Linked DNA regions of Mus musculus: region 1 is linked to region 2. Evidence: chromatin contacts called from ENCODE Hi-C data. All regions are on one chromosome and are shown on one strand. Each heading gives the region's core, a stretch centred on a gene start or an enhancer-like site at or near the end of the contact. The rest is flanking DNA. Distances are from core to core; before and after follow the strand shown.

The links. A loop is a pair of places that touch in the nucleus more often than their neighbours do.
Region 1: a map of T-helper 17 cell shows a loop between it and region 2 (3-fold over the local background). The contact joins the enhancer-like site here to the promoter of Nkain1 in region 2. A Hi-C loop is called at or near these places in 1 of 37 maps with a recorded cell type or tissue (T-helper 17 cell).

What each region holds. Positions count from the first base shown.
Region 1 is chr4:130,860,273-130,863,034 of GRCm38, forward strand. No RefSeq gene overlaps it. Among named protein-coding and RNA genes, the nearest start is that of Gm22660, 3.8 kb to the left of the region's middle. Within about 2 kb of position 1,444, at least 1 of the 3 ENCODE cell types and tissues checked has a DNase peak (open chromatin) inside an H3K27ac peak, as active enhancers do.
Region 2 is chr4:130,572,782-130,575,481 of GRCm38, forward strand. Nkain1 (Na+/K+ transporting ATPase interacting 1) reads right to left here and starts at 1,255. Exons shown (of 7, transcript NM_025998.4): 1 at 1,048-1,255. The coding sequence starts at 1,101.

The sequences.
Region 1 (2,762 bases), core at 194-2,693, 290 kb after region 2:
AGGCTTTGAAAATCTGCCACCATGGAGTAAGAGCTTTCCTCTCCGCTGGAGGGGCTGAGGCATGGTTTGTGTGTGTGTGTGTGTGTGTGTGTGTGTGTGTGTGTGTGTGTCTGTGTGTGTGAGAGAGAGAGAGAGAGAGACAGACAGACAGACAGACAGAGACAGAGAGAGAGAGAGACAGAGACAGAGACAGAGATGGGCAGAGAGACAGAGAGGAGGAGGGAAGTGGGGGAGGGGTTGAGGGAGAGGGAAGAGAGAGAGACCATCCTTAGACCTAGATAGTGGCTACAACATTACCAAAGCTGTGGGAGAGGAGGTGTGTGAAGGGGAGGCAGGAGCAGGTGGAGGCTGGGTCAGAGAGATGATCCTGGGACAGGGTTTGGTGGGAGCTCACTGTTGGTGGGCTGGGATCTAGGATGAAGTTCTGTGCCAGGTGCTAGAGCTGGGGTCCGGGAGAGGAGGGGAGGAGGGGGAGAAGAGCGTAGGAGGAAAGGAGATCTTTTTCAGTTTAGTGCAACTGGTGAAGCTATCGTTGCATACACAGATATGGATGCCGTGAACCGTCATGATGGCCCTGATTGGCTGTCAGGAAGCTCCCCACCCCTCCAACTTCCTAGGTAAGAGGGGGACAGCGATTTAATCACCTGACATGGACTGTCCCCATCCTTTGTGCCTACATTTCCCGCTCTGGCTAGGGGGCTCAGCATTTCTCTACCCCTCTCAGTGCCTGCAGAAACTGGTCTCCGGACTCCCTCCTGTCCATCCTTCAAGGCAACCAAAGTACTTGTTTCTCTTATCACAGGTTCCCACACATCACGACCCCTCCTCCTCTTCCTTGGGTGTGGTTCAGAGCTCCTTGGCATCGCTTTCAAACCCTATGGGACCTTGCTCTTGCGTTTCTATCCGATTTAGGCCAACTCCTCCTTTTCAGTCTCCCCGTCACAGCATCTAATTTCTTGTGACAACGCCCCAAGTGCCTCCCGTCCCTGGTCTTAGCACGGGATGGAACCCTTTCCCTAGTCTTTATTGTCTAGAAAACTTTAGCTCTGCTTTCCTGTCTCCCAGAAGCCTCCACAACCAGTGGTTGAGTTGGGGTATCTCAAAGAGTACCCATGGGCCCTTAACAAAGGCTTGCAGGGCACAGACTTGGAGGGACTCATATATCTGTGCAGAGGCCAGCACTGCCCTGCGTGGTTATGTGTGCCTGTGTCTGCAGGTGCCTGTGTAGTGACAGGGTGGGGCCAGGCACAGAATGGAAAGAATGGTTGTGGCAGAGAGGTGGTTGGTGCCGTTAGAGATGTTCTGGTTCCTGCTGGAGCTGCTGGAGCTCGCTCGGCTTTTCTCTTGAGGTCCCAGCAGAGGTCCCTGGAGTTGAATGGGAATCCCCGGGAGAGAAGAGGGGAGCCTCCTCCTGGCATCTCTGCGCAACGCCGGTCCAAACTGTCATAGCAACAGCGCGCACCGGCGCAGGGGCCAGCCAATAGCAGGGTGTTCCGGTGAGGTAATGCCCAGGCTTGGCAGCCTATTGGTTCCGATTTTTTGCCCACGCTGGGATCCCGGGCGCGGGTGGAGCAGGCTAGGGAGCGCGAGGAGCGCGTGCTCAAACCCAGGCTCCCTGCGCGTTCTTGCATGTGGCCTTGCGCGCGCACGGGCTCTCCCTTGGTCCCCTTCACTGTTCTGGATCTGACCGCATCTTCCTCCTCTTTGTTTTTAATTATCTGGATCCTTCTGTGACCTTCCCGGTGTGTTTTAGGGCCTTGGTGACTCCTGATGACTGTCCTCCTGTCTCCGCGCTGCGGCTCCTAGTCTTCTCCAAACAAGGGCGCACTGAGGGTTCCTTGACTTGCAGCCAGGAGGTGACTCACCACCTCAGACTGCAGACTGGCCTGGCCAGTCTCAGGGGCACCTTCTTCCATGGGAAGCTCTCATCCTGCAAGCAGACTCAGGTCCAGAGACCGAGTTGAGCCCTGGACTGTGCTAGTTCACCAGGTGTTTGTAATCCAGTCCAGGGAAAAGCAGGGCAGGTTGTGCTTTGGAGAAGGGGCAGGCACAGAGATGGGCATGAACTTCAGCGAATACAGCAACTATAGTAAGGGTAGTTAGACAAACGTATATGTCAAGGTAGCTGGACTCTGGCTCTAATCACACATACCACGGTCTGTCCAGGAACACAACATGCCCCTCTGTGCCACATTCGTATTTGGCTTTATTCTCGGGGAGAGTCCAGGGATCACAGGTTTATCTGGGAAGCTGGGAGAGACCTCAGGTCCAGAATGGCAAAGGACTCACCTGGAAGGATCAGTGTGGCCGATGTGGGCAGTCCAGAAATACACCCACATCAGGGGGCCTGAGCAGGGCAAGGTCCAGCACTAGATTCATGCAGCAATGGAGACTGTTTTGCTCAGCTCCTATGACCAGCTTGAGGCCCTGTATGACTGGGGAGGGGGCAGACACTTGTTGACGGAAAGTAAGCACTAGAGGGGGTGGTTCCAGTATGTGTGTGTGTGGGAACACATGATGACGTGGGTGTGCTCCTATGGTGGAGAGGGTGGGGCTCTGCTGGCTTACTTGCAACAGTAGGGACAACCATGGGAGAACCACCACGCGGGAGAACAATAATTGTGGGAGAGATGCTCAGGGCAACACCTACTATGCTGGCTTGGAGTGTGTGTGGTGGGACTCATGGGGCAGATTCCGGAGGAGAGGTGGGCAGCGCACCTCTGGAGTCAGAGAGCTGGGGGTAGGGGTTGGGGGATGTCCAG
Region 2 (2,700 bases), core at 5-2,504:
CCTGTGGGGAGGAGCAGGTGCTGGCCGGAAGGCAGATCCAGACCACGGGACCCATAGGAATGAGGCCCCAGGCTCCTCCACAGACCCGATGCTATCAGCAGTTCCTACACAACAGTGTCTTGAGTAGAAGCATAACACAGTTCCAAGGGAGGCAGGAGACCCCCGTCTCTTCTCTATCACCCTCCCAATACATAGGCAAGGACCTCAGCTACTCTTAGCCTCCGGATTCACTCTGTTGCCCTCCAGTTAAAGACCTCATTTTCCCCCAAACTGGGGCCAGCACAGAGCCCCGAGATGCTCTGATTCTTCCCAAGACACTCAAGTGTCCTCATCCAATGGGACCAGGGAACTCTTTACCTGACCCCACCTCACCCGCTGCTGATAGAACAGATGGCTCATGGGACGCTGGAGGACTCGGTGGTCAGACTAAAGAGAACCACAGAGTGAGTCCGGTGCCTGCCAGGTTAGGCTGGCCCGTGATACATCAATTCCTGATCACCCCCCTCAAGGAGGTAGTTCTCCATCCCTGGCCACCCAGTCAGGAGGGTGCTGGGAGGCAGGAAAGCAGCACAAAGGACGGCCGAGGGTTCTCAAAGAGTCTCAGGTCCCACCACCCAAACAAGAAGCAGAAATGGCCAGAGATCTAAAAACATTCCAGAGACATAATACAGGAGCAGAAAGAGACTTTGTGAGAAACGCTCACAGGGGCGGAGCCCAGAGGGATGAGGTACCCACGGAATCAGCGATCTGGAGGGGAACATTCGGGCAGGGACCTCTCCGAGTACACAGACCAGCCTCGGACACACCCCCAGCCCCAAGGGAGCCACAGTCCTGGGGCGCAGCCCCCCAGCGGGAGCCCACGCACCCATTGCGAACCGACGCGTGCAACCCGGGAGCGTTGGACCGTGCGCGCGAGCGCGGGGCTGAGGCGAGGAGCGCACACAAAGGGACAAGCCGGCCCGCGCGGGGCAGACTCCGCCCGGCCACCCCGCACCCCGGGTGGCGCCCACGCACCGCCGCCGCCCCACCCCGCTCCGCGCGGCTCACCAGCTGCAGGCAGCAGAAGGCGACCAGCGTGCAGCGGCCGCTGCACTTGCCCATGGCTCCTCCTCGCGCCGCGCGGGGCCGCGTCGTCTCGATGGCGCCCCGGGGCGGTGGGGCCGGCGACTAGGGCCGGGTCTCCAGAGCCGCGGCCGGCCGGCCGCACCCCAAGTGCATGGTGCGCCCGGTCCGCGCGGGCTCCGCCGCGCCTCCTTTGTCTGCGGCCGGCCGTCGGCACACCTCCCGCCCGCGGCGCCGGCCAGCGCGCAGCGGCCCCCGCAGGCACCGAGCGCGGCGCGGTGCAGCACTGCCCAGCTGGGGCAGCCGCCCGGGCGCTCGGCAGCCGCCGCTTCCCGGCCCACCACGTGGCTCGGCCGCCACCCCGGAGGGAGGCGAGGGAGGGGCGGAAGAGCGAGGGGGCGGGGGAGGGGAGGGGCGTGGAGCGAAGTGGAAGAGTGCGGGTCCTGCGCGCTGGCAGCTCTGGGTCGCGTCCAGACTGCTGTTCCTTAGCCGTGTCACCTTGGGCAGATCACATTACCTCTCTGGACCACCCCCGCCCAGGGGCCTCAGGGGCAAAGTAGGAAAAAAGTCTCTTGGATGCAGTCCTGTAAACCCAACAGTAGCCCTTAGCTTGGCCAGCTGAGGGAGTTGGAGCCACCCTACCCTGGAGTTCCAACTTTGCCCTTTATTTTCATTTGAGTTTTCAGCCCAGCTCGCCAGCCCTCCTGGTTTCCCGGCCACATTTTCTTCTTTCTGTCTTTCCTTCAGAACCTGGTATATCTTGGGTTTATGAAAGCCAGAGTGCGCTTGAAGCGGTCTTCCGTTCTCTTGACTCTTCATAGCTCAGGGACCGGAATAGTCCGGTCCCCAGTTTGGCTTCTCAGAGATCCTCCTGCTTCAGCCTCCCAAATTCCAGATAAACGCGTTTTAAAACACGCAAGACAAGTGGATAGAAAAGCCCTGGATTTGATCCTAGTACTCTCAACAGTGACAAAACAAAAGGCCCCCCAGGTATTCCCAGAATCAACCATCGCACACTAAACACACACACAAGCACATGCACACACGCACACACCACCAAAAAGCAACTGGGATAACAGTGGGGACTCTTCTCAGCCACTGTTAGGGAATGGCAGCTGTGTCCAGCCAGTTTCCATGATTAGCTAGGCTTCCTGGAGTCTGTCCCAGACTCTATACCCAGAGCATAACTTTACGTGGGGACTGGGACCCAGCTTTTATCAAAGTCTCCAAAGAGTCCTGTTTCCCACAAAGGAAGCGCCAGCCCGGTCCCCACTGGATCCCCTGGAGGCTTCGGGTGAGCCCATGTCAGTTCTCTCTTCCATGCTGACAGTGTGCTCAGAAGCCCTCACCGACCCAAGCACTGGACACATGATGCCTCTCTCCTTACAGTGACTGGGTTCTGCTAGGCTCTGACCAGCTCTGCCAGGCTCTTGAATGTCCCAAATGCCACAGACCCAAGGCCTGGCCACCTCACTCCAAGTCTGAGCTACCCTCTGTCCAAGGTCATTTATTTCAATCCTGCCCTACTAAATCCCAGGCTTCCACGCCCTCTGGCCCCTCTCTGCTTTTAGGTTTGTTCTTTATTTATTTATGTTGTATGTCTGTGTTTAGGTTGACACATGCTAGAGCACCCTGTGG